Regions from separate parts of the Mus musculus genome. Here region 2 is linked to region 1. A link is a loop called in an ENCODE intact Hi-C map of the cell type or tissue named here. Cell type or tissue: heart. All regions are shown on one strand.

Region 1 (8,000 bases):
GTTCAAAATCCAGCAACCACATGGTGGCTCACAACCACCCGTAGTGATATCTGACACCCTCTTCTGGTGCATCTGAAGATAGCTACAGTGTACTTATGTATAATAATAAATACATCTTTAAAAAAAGACACAGGGAAAGCATTCATACACATAAAATAAATTCCACAAAGTGGAGAGTGAGGAACAGATGTGAGGAGACACTTGGCATTAACCTCTGGCCTCCACAGGCATCTGTACATACATGGGTGACAGATAGACAGACAGACACACACACTGCAGGGGCTAGGGGAAGCTGGCAGCCCAGATTCTGAAGGCTCTGGCTTCCCTAAGCTGCTGAAGGATCCCCAGTAGCCCGCCATACTGACTCTTCAACTTCGGCTTTTCAGATCCCTCTGTTCCTTGCTGAGAACTTTTTCCCCCCTTTTCCCAACCCCCTCCTCCCACCACCCATTGGCAGACAAAACCTAACCGTGAGTTGGGACCGTGAAATGCACTAGCTGGCTCTCCTTTGCAAGCAGACCCTCAGGTTCGCTCTGGCTCCTAGCAAGGGTTCAGAACTCGCTCTCAGTGGGGCCCTGGCCTGCAGCTGGAGAGCTCCGGAAGCTGGGTACCTTTGGGACCTGAGCTGGTGCAGAAGGATGTTCCGGACTGTCTCATCCTCAAAGTTGTAATTGACTGTCCAGTAGACACACAGCTCTGTCGGCCGCTGGATAAGTCGCAGCACGGTCCTGACGCCTTGTGCCATGTCGAAGTCTTCAGCTTGGCAGCCCTGTTCCCAGGCATACACAGTGAGCAGTTCCAGTGCGTACAGCAATGGCTGAGGTGGGGGTGTTTTCCACTTCTCCTGGCACTGGGACAGAAGACGAGACCATCAGGAAGCCATCAGAAAGAGCATCCCCCACACCTGCAAGTCACTGTGTCTGTATGGTCTGATACTGGTGAAGGTGTAGAAGAAACACCTGGAATACTCACACTGCTTATAGGAGTGTGTGTGTGTGAGTGTGTGTAGGTGAGAGTGTGGATGCTTATGTGATGGTAAATGTGGGGTGTCTCTCGGTGAATGTGTGTGTGTGTGTGTGTGCGTGTGCGTGTGCATGAGTGTATGTGAATGTAGAGTGTGTGTGAGTGTGAACATGTGTGACTGACTATGTGGGTATATATGAGTGCAAGAATTTATATGAGTGCATGCATGTGCATGAGTGTGAGTGGGTGTGTGCATGTGGAAGTGTGTGTGTGTGTCAGTGTGTGAGCGTGCACACGCGTGCATGTGATTGTGTCAGCGTGTGTGAGGGTGAAGGAGTGTGTCAGTGTGTGAATGTATGAGTGCATGCAGGTATGTGAGTTTGAGTTGTGAGTGTGTGTGTGGGGGGGGAGAGAGGGAGACAGAGAGACTGGGAGACAGACAGACAGACAGACAGACAGACAGACAGAGACAGACCAGAGGTCAAGGGCAGGTACCTCCTTCAGGCTCCATTCTCCAGCTGGGACAGCATCTCTTACTGAACCTTGGGCTCACTGCTGGCTCCAGCGTCCAGCCAGTGAGCCCAGGGATTCCTGGGGCTCTGGCTGTGCCTACGCTGGAGTTGCAGGTGCAGATTATCCTTCTGGCTTTACACTGGTAGTGAGGATCCTCACTTGGGTCCTTGGGCTTATACAGCTCTCCAGCTTCTGGAACAGTGGTCTTTAAAATACACTTGGCAGTCTACTAAAGCTAAATAAATACCTTCTGCTACATTTCATCTAGAGTCCATGTGTGTAAATATAGACATGTGCATACATGTTGTCTGGAGGTCTGTCTGAGAACTCAGCAATTCTGTGTCTATTTACCCAAGAAAAATGAGTGCTGAAGATCACAAAAGATATATTGGAGAATACCCACAAGGATCCAATTTATAGAGAAATGACCCAAAGGCCCAGCACAGCAGAGAAGAAAGACATGGCTATATTACCTCAACAGAATAATATATAGGAAGGAAAAGCTATTGCTATGTAGTGATAGGGCACAAAAGTGGAATGAAATAAGATATCAACTGTGTGCAATGTGATCCATTTACAGTGTCCAAAAATAAGGGAGGGCCAGCAAGAGGGCTCAGTGAGGAAAGGTGCTTGCTACCAAGCCCGTTGAACTGAGTTCAATCCCCAGGACCGATATAGTGGAAGGAGAAAACCCATCCTCTGACCTCCACACATATACTATGCCACCCCCCATAAGTGGTAACTGATATTGGAATTTAAATTTTTAAAAAATATATAGTCAAATTTTTGTTTTATGTGTACAGGTGTTTTGTTTGCATGTTCTGGTGCCTGCATAACCTGGAGGTGTTAGATCCCTCTGGAGTGAAAGTTGGTTGTGGGATGGATGATGCAGGTGCTGGGAATCCAACCTTGTTCTCTGGAAGACCAATGTGTGCATGCTCGCTCTCTCTCTCTCTCTCTCTCTCTCTCTCAATTTATTTATTTATATAATATATGTGAGTATACTGTCACTGAGGAGGGCATCAGACGCCATTACAGATGGTTGTAAGCCACTATGTAGTTAGTTGCTGGGAATTGAACTTGGGACCTCTGGAAGAACAGTCAGTGCTCTTAACGGCTGAGCCATCTCTCCAGCCTACAATATGTGTTCTTAACTGCTGAACCATTTCACCAGCTTCAGAAGTTGAGATTAGCCTTAAACTCTAGAGCTGTGTGTCTTCTCTTCTAGAGTGCTGGGATCAGTCAGGTAGCCACCATGTCCTTGAGTTGAGAAAATAGTCTATTCTGGTTTGTGGCTGAAGAAGAGATCAAATCAGGTTGAGGTATGTTGTTAATATGGTTGAAATTTCCTCACTATGAATGATCTCAATAGAAAGCTAATACAGTAGGGCATGGTGGCTTTGGTCCCAGGACTTGGGAGTTGGCAGGGGCAGAGGCAGAGGCAGAGGCAGAGGCAGAGGCAGAGGCAGAGGCAGAGGCAGAGGCAGAGGCAGAGGCAGAGGCAGAGGCAGAGGCAGAGGCAGAGGCAGAGGCAGAGGCAGAGGCAGAGGCAGAGGCAGAGGCAGAGGCAGAGGCAGAGGCAGAGGCAGAGGCAGAGGCAGAGGCAGAGGCAGAGGCAGAGGCAGGTGGATCTCTGACTTTGAGTTCCAGGCTAGACTGAGACCCTCTTAAACAAGGCAACAGCTTTCGCCTACGCAGTCCATGCTCTCCCAATAAACGTGTTGCAGAAGGAAAAACAAAACAAAACAAGGCAACAACATACATTACCTGTTCATACCAGTGCTTGACCAATAGGATCAAATCCTTCAGTCTTTGGGGATATTTCTTGAAAAACCGCTGCTGCAGTGTGGTGAAGCAGTCTGAGAACTCCCCTGGTGAGGCTCTTACTTGATCCATGGATTTTTTGAGATCCACATAGACACAGGAGCTGGGATTCTCATTGGAGCCTTAGAGACAGGAGAGAGCAGCGGGAAGCTCAGCTGGAGTTGGGAAGATCCTCTATTGCCTGATCTGCTCGCTCTCTGGGAAAGCTAACAGTGGGGTTATTCTCCTTGATAGATAATAAAAGCTAAAATGAAGGCTCTGTGTGTGTGTGTGTGTGTGTGTGTGTGTGCGTGCGCGCGTGCGTGCGTGCGTGCGTGCGTGTGCGCGTGCACCCAAGACAGAATCAGTGGAGCCACACACAGCATGAGGCAGTAAATTACACATGAGAAATGAAGGCCTCTGGATAATACCAAAGCCAAATGTTTGTGTGCAACTACATACGTCTGTGTTACACTTCTACCAATGCCTCTTACACAGACTCGGGCACCTGGAGGTGACAGGACCAGGAAAGGGAGAGGTGTACGGACCAATTAGTTTCCACACTTGCTCACTGAGTTCCGCTGTTCATATTTAGGTACACAGCTTTGGGCAAGGAACCATATGGACTCCCCAGCAAGTACTGGGCACGTGCCCTTGCCATTTATTGACTAGTGACTCTATACCAGGCATAACTGAAGTCCTTTATGCAACAATGTAACAAGTCTTACAAGCCTCATGTGGGGCAAAACTACAGAAACCATGGCAACAACAGTCTGCCTGACCTGGTAGAGACAAGTATACCAGGCTAGTTGGCCTTTTTATTTAGTAAAGGAAGCGATTTCAGAGCCCCCGTAGGGTCTTATTTTTTCAGCAACATTTATTGCTTTCTTGTAATTAAATCTTATTTTGGAAGATGCAAATCTATCGCCATCTGGTGGCATCATACAGTACTACATGTGGAGAGTTTCTTCTCCCAGCAGTTTCCTTGATTGGGTCAAGGCAGCAGTTGGACTGGACTCCTACTACCAGACTCTGTGTATCAGAAGCGAGAACCCAGAATTTCCTGCAGCCCTTTCAAGGCAGGCACACCATTACAACTAAACGAACCTGTTAGCTGGTTCCTTTGATCTTAGATTTGGTGACAAGGGACCCAGGGGGTCATGTGTCAGTCCCTTTTCTGGTTGGAAGAGGGATGTCTTTCTTTTGGCTCCCTGTTAGAGGGTATAGCCATCATGGTGGGGAAGATATGGCTGCAGGAGGTGATGCTGCATGATGCCGTCTTGGACCAGGAAGAAAACACAGAATGGGAGTGGGGCCAGAAGCAGGCTGGGGTTACCACCCTTAAGACTCACTTCCCAGCCCTCCACTTCCTCTCCACACCCTCTGAAATGAGCTCCACAAGCTGGGACCAAGTGTTCAAACACATGAACCTGTAGGGACAGTTCACCTTCAAACCCTAAGATGGGAAGGGCCCAGGGATGCCACCTTTCTGGGAATGTCATCATGTGGGTGTACGTACATCTCCATCTTGTCAGAAAATGGTTAGGCGGTGGCCATTCAAGGGCTCAGTAACCCAGAAGTTTCTCAGGATTGTGGACAATGAAGGGGCCCTGGCCTCCAGCTCAGAGGTCCTGGGCTGTCAGCCCAGTGGAGTCCACTGCTGGCAGAATAGCTATGATACATTCTCGTGCTTCTGTTTTTCCACCCATCTATCTGTCCACCCCTATATCCATACATTTTCCATCTGTCCACACATCCATCCACCCATCCATCCAACCCACTCATCTATCCATCCATACATCTATCTATCTATCTATCTATCTATCTATCTATCTATCTATCTATCCATCCATCCACTTTTACATCCATCCATCCATCCATCCATCCATCCATCCATCCATCCATCCATCCACACATCCATCCATCTATCCATCTATCCGTTCACTTTTACATCCATCCATCCATCCATCCATCCATCCATCCATCCATCCACCCACCCATCCACACATCCACACATCCATCAATCCATCCATCCATCCATCCATCCATCCATCCACTTTAACATACATACATACATCTACCCACACATCCATCCATCCATCCATCCATCCACAATGCTTCCATTCATTTTCCATCTGTCCACACATCATCCATCCATTCATCCTCATACATGCATACCTATCCCTACATCCATCCACCCACACAAACACACATTTAGTGGGACCCAGCCATCCACCTGTCCACTTCCTTTCTACCATTTGTCCATCTGCCCATCACTCATCCACCCTCTCACCTATCAAGGCTCCCCTTTAGAACATTGTATCCAAAGTCAATGAGATGAAAATGAAGTGCTAGACAGAGTATGCCTAGGGAAGGAGGCTCTTGTCTCTTGGGAGTTGTGGTGGCTTGGATGAGAATGGACCCCAGAGGCTCATTATCTTTGCACACTTAGTCCTCAGTTGATGGATTGTTTGGGAAGAATTAAGAGGTGTGTCCTTGGGCTGGTGAGATGGCTCAGTGGGTAAGAGCACCCGACTGCTCTTCTGAAGGTCCGGAGTTGCTCCAACACTATGCCTGTCTGTTTCCCACCATGGTGATAAGGGGCTAACCCTCGGAAACTCGAAGCCAGCCACTTAGTTAAATGCTTCTTTTTATAAGAGTTGTCTTGGTCATGGGTGTCTCCTCACAGCAACTGACCAGTGACTAAGACAGGAGTTTACAAGCTCCATTTTGGAGACAGCCTCAGCCCACGGGACCCCAGTGGCCTCCCAGGACTCCCAGAATGCTTGGACACCCCCCCCACCCCCAGTCCCCAGATCACTCACGTAGAGGATTGAAGACTGGAAGTAATTGCAGGAGTATTCTCTGCCCTGGTACAGACACTTGTACTACAAGGGCATGTTCATGCTTTACTGACTTCTTCTCATGGATTTTCAGCCACAGTTCAATGACGTCAAGGTATGCATCTTGGTATTTTATCTGATCCTGGAACTGTTGGAAGCAGTCCATGAAGAGAACAAGGGTACCATCGGAGCAGCCTCTTAGGGCTGTTTCCCGGCCATAGGAGCCACCCTGTGGGGAAATGGAGGGGCAGTTGTGAGATCTAGACTTTCTGAAGCTCCAGGTAGTGACATTTCTTAAATCAAGTGAAATCCCCCAAATGGCACTGGCATTTTAAAATCAGGTTGCCAGCACCAGTTTGTGTCCATGTTTTGCATGCTAGCTCCAAACTGGGGTCAACTCAAAACTGCGCTAAGACGAACAAATAACACAGCAGAATACTATACAGGCATGGAAAAAAAATAGATATGGTAGAGTACTATGTAGGCATGAAAAAGATACACGAACAAAAATCTCATAAATGTGGAGTCAAAGACACTCTATGGCAAAGCACAAATGCATGTAGTCAATCCCTGGTAATTTACTGAGCACTGATAACAGCCGTCCCTGTGCTAAGAACACTGCGTGCTTCACCATCACAACACTCTGAAGTGGGGTCTAGGCTGACCTCATTCTGCAGATCTGGACACTGAGGCACAGAGAGGTAAAGGACCCTTCCGGGAGTCATGCAGCCAGGTGGAAGAAGACCTGGCAGCAGCTTGGGCCCCTTCACTGTCTGTCCTCAGAGGAAAGCCTTCGAAGTGCAATCCCCTGGGCCCTGTGTGGCACAATGCTCAGCACCACCACCTTTGGGAACAGCGAACTCTCCTGGGATGCAGAGCCCTGGCCCCCACCCTGAGCCTCACCTTAGCCACTTCCTTCACAGGGATCTGACTGCGCAGCAGGTCCCAGATGGCATCCACGGCCTGGTCTATCTGCTTCAGAGATTCTCTGTTAGGTTTGAGGTTTTCCTGGATATACCCTTCTAGCTTCTGCGATGGCACCGAGGACACCGCAATCTGCTTCAGACAGTTTTCGTTGGGTGTGAGGTTTGCCTGGATAGACTTTTCTAACTTGTGCACTGGCCCGGAGGGCACCCCTGAAGACCCACCAGGTGACCAGCCAGATGAATAGCCAGATGACCTGTCAGATGACCAGTTTCCAGTCAGCCAGTTTCCCATCGTTGCTAGCTGGTCTTGTCAATTGTCGAGGCAGAGCACTGTAGCTCAAGTCCTGGGCCTTCTGCCCTGCACCCGGGTTTCTAGAAAGAGGAAATCAAGTCCAAAGCCCCACCCCTAACACAGCCAAGCCTAGGAACCTAGGAAATCGAAACTCAAGTGTGGGAGTTACTTCCCAGCAGCTGGTGTGTGTTTGCTTCCAGCTAGCTGGCCACTCCCAAGGACACCCCAGCTTAAACTTAGAGCCTCTAGAGCCTCAGGGGACACCTGCACAGAGGCCAGTGTTTGCGTCCATCAGTGTAGGACTGTCTTCTTGGTGCCTCTGTTTCCTCTACCTATAGCTAGGAGGAGCATGTCTCAAAAAAAATTGGCAGAAAGCTGGCTGGCTAAATGCTAAGCTAATTTGATTTTATTGAGGGTAGAGTCTGTCCGTTAACATAATGTCCTTCCTCCTTGTTTCCAGTGGCTGAAGCATTCGGTGACAGACAGGGCAGACAGACTGAGCTCAGAGAAGGTGCTGACTTGCTCAAAGATGCACTGCAGGACAGGTGCCTTGACAGACAGATGTAGGCTTCCTGACTTTGGGTGAACATAGGTCCCTGAAGAGTCAAGAGTAGTCCTCCCCCCCCCCACATGTTAAAAAATAAATATTTAAATATTTAA
Region 2 (8,000 bases), 67 kb before region 1:
CCCCATCTGCCAGTCAGAAGCATCCCACTTCCACCTGGGCGTGTGGTGCAACCTCCAGCGTGTGACTTAATTTCTCTGTGCCTTAGTATTCTCATCTGGGAAGTGGGGTTGCAGACAGCCGGTACCTCCTTGGTCCTATTAGCTGATACCAAGTTGATATATTCAAAGTGTAGTATTTGCTTCATGCAAGTCCTGTTTCCAACATCCCTACTATGTGTCAGGTTTTCACAGCAGAGACAGATGTGTTGAAGTTAGATGGGGATATGATGACCGTGACAGGTTGCTCTGCTGTTGCGGGGATGAATCCCTAGCCCTGAGCTCTCTACTACTGACCCGCAACCCAGCTCCAGCTAAACACTTAAAGTATTAGAATGACCAGCCTGAGGCTTTGTCTGAGACTGAGCCCCAAGGCAGGGATCAGGAAGGCTTCCTGGAGAAGGTGTTGCTTTGACTGGCTAGTGTGAAGTGGAGACAGTGAGTGAGAATGTGCAGAGCTGGAATCAGGATGAACAGAAGGGGCTGGAGCAGGGCTAGTGGATCTTTGTGGTCTGTTTTGGCTTCCCTTCTCTTTCTGGGATAAAACACTCTGCCTGAAAGCAATTTAGGGGAAGAAAAGGTTAGTCTGAGACCATGGCACAACTCCATCTGCTGGCTCACCCATGGGTTTACACTTAGCCAGCTTTCTGATGCAGCCCAGGATCACCGGCATAGGGAATGGTGCCACCCACAGTGGGCTGGACCCACTAACAATCAACACAGATGTGACCACGGGATAATTTGATCTGGGCATTTTGTTATTTGAGAGCCTCCTCTTGGATGGCTCTATGCTGTGTAAAGTTGCTCAAGAGCAACAGGGTCAGGGTTCATGATGGAGGCAGGGAGGCTAGGGAGGAGGCTGGAACCCATGCAGGAGCTACAGGGGGAGCGTGGCTAAGAGCAGGCTTGCACAGGTGAAGGCAGGATGTGATTGAGCCTGGGACAAGACTTTTCCTGACAACGCTGTGTACCCTCAGCTGCTGGTTGTAGCCGCACACACTCAGCCATCACACTGGGAGACTGGAGTGACCCACTGGATCCTGACGCCGAGGCCCAGGCAGTGTATCGCCAGCTGCTCCTGGGGCGGGACCAGCTCAGGTGGGTGTCACCTGCCTCACCTCGCCGTGGCCTCCTCACATTCATTCATCCCTGAAGAAGTGTTTCCCTCCCTCAGGGTTTCATGTAGCCCAGGCTAGCCTTGAACTCGCAGTGTGGCAGATACCCTTAAACTTTGGATCCTCCTGCTTGTATTTCCTCAGCGCTGGGCTTTGGGTGTGTGCTGGTTTATGTGGTCTTGGGGACTGAGCCTCCAGCTTCATGCATGTTGGGCAAACTCTACCAACTGAACTGCAGGCTCAGCCCGTTTTCTTCCTGTTCTTTTTCTATTTGCCCGTGCTAGGGATGGAACTCAGAGCTTTGTACTCTGCTGAGCTTCAGCTCAGCCCCACTGATCCATCTTCTATCACCCTGGCTAAGCTTTCAGATGTGTGTGGGCCGCCGTGGGGCCTCAGTGTCCAGGGATGCAGAGCTTAGATCCGAAAGGCAGACTGGGATCGTCTCAGCTAAGGTTTATATGGCTATGACAAAACACTGATAAAGGAAAGCTTGTAACTCGGGGCTTATAGTTGCAGAGGGTTAGAGTCCATGATGGCAGACAAGACAGCAGGAGCAGCTCAGAGCTCACATCCTGATCCCAAAGCAGGAGGCAGAGAGAGCTAACTGGGTTAGCTAAAAGATTTGAGCCTTTTGAAACCTCAAATCCCACTCCCAGTGATACACCTCCTCCCACAAGGCCACGCCTCTTCCAAAGGCCACACCCCTCTCACAAGGCCACACCTCCCCTAAAGGCCACACCTCCTCCCACAGACCATTTCTCTTCCCACAAGGCCACACCTCCTTTCACAAGGCCACTCTTCCTCCCACAAGGCCACACATCCTCTCACAAGGCCACTCCTCTTCTCACAAGACCACACCCCTTTTGCAAGGCCACACCCCAAAGGCAACGCCTCTTCCCACAGGACACACCTCTTCCTACAAGACCACACCTCCTCTCACAAGGCCACTTTTCCTCCCACAAAGACATACCTCCTCTCACAAGAAGTGAGAACTTACAGAATGGGGGCTCCAGAGACTTAGGCATGATTAGTCTATATAACTTGGCTTCTGATCCTTCCTGGTGCCTTGGACACCTCCCTCCATCCCCCAGCTTCCTGGCCTTAAGAGCTTTGTTATTTAGTGACAGGTGTATCCCATCCCACTATGGAAAAGGTTCTTTACTTAGCTGCCTGAATTCAGATCCCGGCCAGTTAGGGGCTGTGTGGTTCTCAGCTCGTTATTTGGCTTCTCTGTGCCTCATATGAAAAAGGAGGTGACAGGACACTGACCTCATAGTACTGTCCTAAGGGTCAGAGGTGATCCTGTGAAAGGACACCACGTAACCTCCCATATGTAGGAGCTATTAGTATGCTGTGTGACAGTAGGTAAGTTCTTTGATCTCTCTGTGTGTCAGTGGTTTATCTGAACAGGATTATTGGTACCTCATGTAAGCTGGCTGTATAAGTAAATGAATTTATGCACGTACAAGGCTTCTCGGTGTAGTGTCTGCTACTCTAGAAAGGTTTGTAGTGACTGAGTGGTGAAGGTTGTGATGATGGTGGTGGTGGTGATGATGATGATGGTAGTGATGGTGATAATGATGACAATTGTAACCATGGTGATGACGAGATTTCTCCTACAAGCAGCAGAGAATCTTGGGTAGGAGCAGCATTGAGCCTCAGAAACCAGCCTTGTCCCTTTTCCTATCAACTCTCAGGCTGAAACTGCTGGAGGATTCCAGCCTGGACACAGAAGTGGACCCTGGGAGGGACTCCAGTGCCACAGACGGTAAGGGAGAAGAGTTCCATTCTTGTCCCTTACAGATGCATGCCCCGGTTTGCCAAGCACACCTGCTCTTGCATGCCCTCTTGTTTCCAGTTCACCAATGGGACAGTATCCTGGTGAATTTGGGGATTCTTCCTGCATGGGGGGAAAAAACCCTACAGCATCAGGAGGTGGAATCTGTAACAACCACCAGAAGCCTGATGAACCCTGTGGCCTTTTCTTTCCCTCCAGGGCCCTGTGCTGAGGTTCTGGCCCAGCAGAGAGCAGCCACAACCCACCTGCTGCAGGTACTTGAAGACTTGGAGCAAGCCCACGAGGAGTTCCAGAAACGGGGATAGGAGCAAGTGGCCCTCTAGGATGCTGGATGCTGAGAAAGTGCCAGAGCCAGCTGGGGACAGAGCCATGGGGCCTCCCTGAGCATTCTTTGGCCCAGGCATCTTCTTGAGGCCCCCTTCTTCACTGCTTGGGGCCTCCCAGACAAAGCCTGGTCCTGTGTGCTCTGTAGCCAGCCAGGGCATAGGAGCCTTTGGTAGGGCCCAGTCTTGTACTGACCAAACCTCACTTTCTTCTCTGAGCCTGGAGTCTCAGCTTCACTGGACACAGCCCTTCCAATACCCGTGGCGCCCATCTCACCCCAAGCTGCTGGATACAGCTGTACCTGAACGCCAACCCTGGCGGACTCAGAAAAGCATTCAATAGGCTTGGCCAGGAACTTCCTGTTTTCCACTTCTGCTAGCCACTGTGACCTCACAGATCCTTCTGTATTCCACTCTCATCTGGCAGCCCCAACCAGGTGTTCTCAGAAGAACGGACTGGGGGCCCAGCATGCCAATTCAGAGCCTCGAAGCCGGACACAGGCTCTTCCTCTCTCTTATACCCTGTATAAAGTGATGCGTGAGCATGCTTAGCCGTGACGTGTTAAAATCGGGGTACCCTAGGGCTCAGTCAGAAGCTCCTTGGCTAGAAACAGAGGTTCCCAGACCCTGCCCTAGCCACTGAATGCATCTGACGGTCTGGGGGGGCATCTGAATTCTGGGGCTCAATGGTTCTGTGAGTGTGAGGTATGATTTGAGAGTGACCCACAGCGGAGGAAGTCGGCTGGCGGAGCCTGTGAATTCTGAGTTTGCCTAAGACAGAAAGGCAGGGTGTGGCGCTATCCCATGTGTGACCAGCAAGGGTCGCCTGGAACTGGGGCATCTCCCACAGGCTTGGGTCCACTTGAGCTGCCAGAGCCTCTTCCCCTGCTCCTTGCTCCAGGGTAGGGTGGCCTCGGTGAGCTGATATGGTGTCTCCCAGGTCTTCCTCATTCTCCTGGAGGGCTGCACGCAAGAGAATCCTGTCTACTTCTCTTGATGCTGCATGACTGGGCAGTTACAAGACCCATGCACTGCTCCCCCACCCCACCCCACCCCCACCCCCGCCCCACCGTGGTCCTCCGTTTGCTATTGTCTTCCCGGTGTTCCAGAGGAGCACAGTCACCCAGCACCCTCTCTTGGCAGAAAAAGGCCTGACAAGGAGAAAGACCATTTATTTCTCCACCCACAGTGGGACTGGTAGATTTTTTTTTTTTTTCCAAAAGAGCAATTGCTGGCGTCCCTTTAAAGCTTGGCTGACTTCCATCCCAGCAGCCAATCCTCAGAGGCGGAGCTGGTGAGTTGCCTGGGCAACGGGCCTCTGGTTGGCCTGAGACGATCAGCCGCCCACCGCCCACTTTCAAGCAGGGAGAAGTTTAACGCTTTGCTGCCTGCTCAGCTTGATGCGTGTATAGCCTGAACAAGGCCTCCTCCCCTCGCTCCTGAAGCCAGAAGTGGGTCTCAAATGTCCGGAGCGGTTTAGTGGGGGAGAAGCCGGTACAGAGGCAAGGACGATGTCTTTGCCTGGGATAGACAGAGGTCAAGAGATGGACACAGGAAGAAGAAGAAGTCAGGGTCCCGGGAAAGATAGACACAAGCACAAAGTTAAGATAGCCTCGTCCCCAGTGGCCTGCGAAAAGCTACTTAATAACCTGGGGTTTCTACCCCATTGGCTTTGCAGTGCTCAGTGGGCAGGTGGCAGCGCTGACGTGGGTTAAGGGGTTGAGGCCCAGGGGCAGAGCGACCCCTTGAAGCCTTACAGAGTCCCCCCCACTATCCCGTGCTTGACTCAAGTCCTGGGAAAGGGACGAGCCTATACAGATGTAATGGAGACACAGGTATTTCCACAGGACATGTCATGGGGGCCTTTCTGTCTCTTTCTCCCCAAGCTGGGAGAAGTGGAGAGGCACGTGGTGTACGTGCGTGAGTGCGTGCGTGCAACAGGACACGTGTGCGTTTGTGTGTGGTGTGAAGGGCAAAGCGCCATCGTTTTCCATAGGGAAGTCGCCCTTGCTGGTGGTCCTATCTCTGCTGCTCTTGCCGGAAGCCACAGGTTGGAGCCAGCTGGCCTGGTGGACTCCCATCACCCCCCCCACAGCCACCAGCCAGATCCCCTTAGCGCTTCTGGCTCCTCCCGCCGAGAGCGGAGGGAGGCATGTGCCAGGCTAGAGGCAAGGCAAAAGGGAAGGCGGGCAACTCAGGCCTCAGGCCTTGGCCATGGCCTCAGAAACCCCCTGGGCGGTGAGCTCAGCCAGCACGTTGTCTAGGTAGCTGGCGTCGGGGTAGCCGTGACCAGTGAGGTTGGAACCAAACTCCGTCTTGTGGTGAATCTCGTTCCACACCACGGTGTCCGACTCGCCCGTGGTGTTGGATGTTCCGATAGTGAAGATGAGTCTGCGTTCCCAGGCGGTGATGAGCAATCTCAGCACCTTGGGGGGGGGGGGATAGGGGGATGGGAGTGAATGTAACGGGCAGTCTGATCCTTATGCCTGTTACATTACACCATCCATTCACTACATAAAATTCTGTTTCTTTCGGAGCCTGTCATTAGTACAGGCAGGGCTTAGACCCCACTCTTAGTACTAAAGAGTCAGTTTGTGAATTAGTTCCCACGATTAAAGATCTGGAGATTTCACAGGGCAATCTAAGGTGCTGGCTTTTTGGTTAAAGAGGTAAAATCAGGTGCCCTAAGTGTGAAGATGAGGGTTTGAAGGGCTACTTGGGTTCAAATCCTGCCTCTGCCACTTGGTTGCTGTGTGACTGTGCGTTAAGTTTCTTACCCTCTGTGAACCTTTGTTTAGCTAGTGAATGAGAGGAAGCAGATTCAGGGCCTGCTGCGGCCGGGCAGTGGTGGCACACGCCTTTAATCCCAGCACTTGGGAGGCAGAGGCAAGTGGATTTCTGAGTTCGAGGCCAGCCAGGCTTATACAGAGAAACCCTGTCTCAGAAAACCAAAATAAGTAAATGAATGAATAAATAAATAAATAGATAAATAAATAAATAAATAAACAAACAAATAAAAGATAGCGGCTGGGGACTCTGCCATCATTTATTGTGGAGACCAGGTGGGCACTCACCTTTCGGCCCTTCTCATTGTTGGGTAGGTAGCAGTGGCGAGGGAAGCCTCTGGCTGTGAACTTCTTGCCTGGGTTGGGATGTTCAGGGCCCTGCAGGGACAGGCAGGAGGGTTTCAGACCACTGACGGAATCGGGGAGTTGGGGGAGGGGCAGAGAGTTGGGGCTGTGGCCTGTGGAGCTCACCTGGATGCCCGTGGGGATGTCATAGACGATGCGGATCGTCTGGGTGTCTGCAAAACCAGGCAGCGAGTGCGGGATGAGGTGAAACTCCATCTTCCCTGGTGGCTGTGTCCCTGTCTTCTCCCCGTAGATGGCTTTGCAGGTTGGACACTGCAGGCTGCCATCCTGAGACAGGGGTGCTGCTGTGAGGCCCCTGGGGTCCCACCGGGGCCCCGCACCCACTGCCCACCTCACCGCACGGCCCCCTCCCACTGCACGGCAGCCCACCTTGTGGCCCACCTTGTTGCCATTGGAGTACATGGCCACCAGGCAGAGCAGGTGATACATGTGGCCGCAGCGGCCCAGGCGGCCCACAAGCTCGGGCCGCACACTCTTGTTTCGGAGCACGCCCTCATAGCCAGATGCTGTGACCAGCCGCTCCATGCAAATGGTACAGTCCTGGAGGGCCAGGGAGATGGGGGAGGGCCATGAGGAAGGCCAGAGAGGGGTACAAAGTTTCGTGGGGAGGAGATGGAAAATCTTGGAGCTGACTCCTTGCCTGCTTAGCCCCTGAGCAGGGGTTAAATGCTTAATCACCCGAAGCAAAAGCCGGAATGGAAGACTTGGCATAAAACCGTCCATCACAAAGATGGACAGGTGCGATGCTGTTAAACTTAAGCTCCGCCCCCCCACCCCCCCAGGATCTGGTGAGGACAGTGAGGCCAGGATGGACAGGAGGAGAACTGGTCTTGGGTGCTGAGGCTCCACCTGGCTGGCTCACCTCATCAGGCGGGTTTTTCACCTTCTGCATGTACCTCCGAACCACATCCTCAGGATTCTTGCCTGCAGAGACAGCGGGACGAGGGAGGAGTAGGGGTGGGGCTCAAGTGCTGGGGAGCAGATGGGGGAGGGGTAGGAAGGAGGGCTCGAAGGGTGGGCTGGCGGAAAGCAGAGGCAGGTGCATGCTGGGTCCTAAGAATACTGCAGTTGTGTTTGGGGGTCACACGGGACCTACTTTTCTTGAGGTGTTTCTTCTTGGTCTTGCGGCACACGCCGGGCACTCCAGGCACAGGCTTCACGTCGCTTTTGCTTACTGGTGGTGGGTGCAGGATGGGTTTGGGTGCTCGTGTCAGGCACACCGGCAGCCCCGCTGCACACAGCAGGATCCCGGTCATCCCTGGTGGGTGGGGGTAGTGATGAGGGGGTGGAGTCATGAGAAGCCACGCCCTCCTCATCGTTGGGTGGGTGCCACAGAGGGTGGAGGGCAGGGTGTTTCCCCTGCCCACTGAAGAAAACCATTTCAGGTGAAAGCCAAGCAAACCCAAAGGGAAAGGGCCTGCCCACTAGTTTATCAGAGGGGCGGAGCTCATGAAGCTTGTGGGCGGGGCCTCGTGAGCTGGGTCTTACCTGCCAAGGCTGGGTGGACAGGGCCAGTGCCATTCAAGTTCTTCACGGGGAGCGCCGGAACCCTGTGGGGATCAGAAGAGGCTCCAGA

Evidence for each region. A loop is a pair of places that touch in the nucleus more often than their neighbours do. Peaks named below come from ENCODE experiments on the same cell type or tissue, not always from the same donor. Only the 100,000 strongest peaks of a DNase experiment are listed, where the experiment ranks them.
Region 2: it touches region 1 in a loop (8-fold over the local background); 10 of 42 quality-filtered maps call a loop at or near these places.

The regions. Positions count from the first base shown.
Region 1 is chr5:120,742,434-120,750,433 of GRCm38, forward strand. Oas2 (2'-5' oligoadenylate synthetase 2) reads right to left here and starts at 7,415. Exons shown (of 11, transcript NM_145227.3): 1 at 7,026-7,415; 2 at 6,105-6,351; 3 at 3,244-3,422; 4 at 612-850. The coding sequence starts at 7,340. In heart, a CTCF peak has its summit at 4,215 (motif pointing left); a DNase peak (open chromatin) is centred at 7,488; H3K27me3 peaks cover 2,677 bases.
Region 2 is chr5:120,675,775-120,683,774 of GRCm38, forward strand. It overlaps Rasal1 (RAS protein activator like 1 (GAP1 like)), which reads left to right. Exons shown (of 22, transcript NM_001359144.1): 20 at 1,014-1,134; 21 at 2,849-2,919; 22 at 3,148-3,823. The coding sequence ends at 3,254. It overlaps Dtx1 (deltex 1, E3 ubiquitin ligase), which reads right to left. Exons shown (of 10, transcript NM_008052.3): 4 at 7,913-7,974; 5 at 7,521-7,682; 6 at 7,287-7,348; 7 at 6,806-6,964; 8 at 6,530-6,691; 9 at 6,347-6,436; 10 at 4,490-5,698. The coding sequence ends at 5,474. Among named protein-coding and RNA genes, the nearest start is that of Rasal1, 31 kb to the left of the region's middle. In heart, a CTCF peak has its summit at 4,074; DNase peaks (open chromatin) are centred at 4,097 and 4,597; H3K4me3 peaks cover 1,800 bases; H3K27ac peaks cover 1,661 bases; H3K27me3 peaks cover 4,340 bases.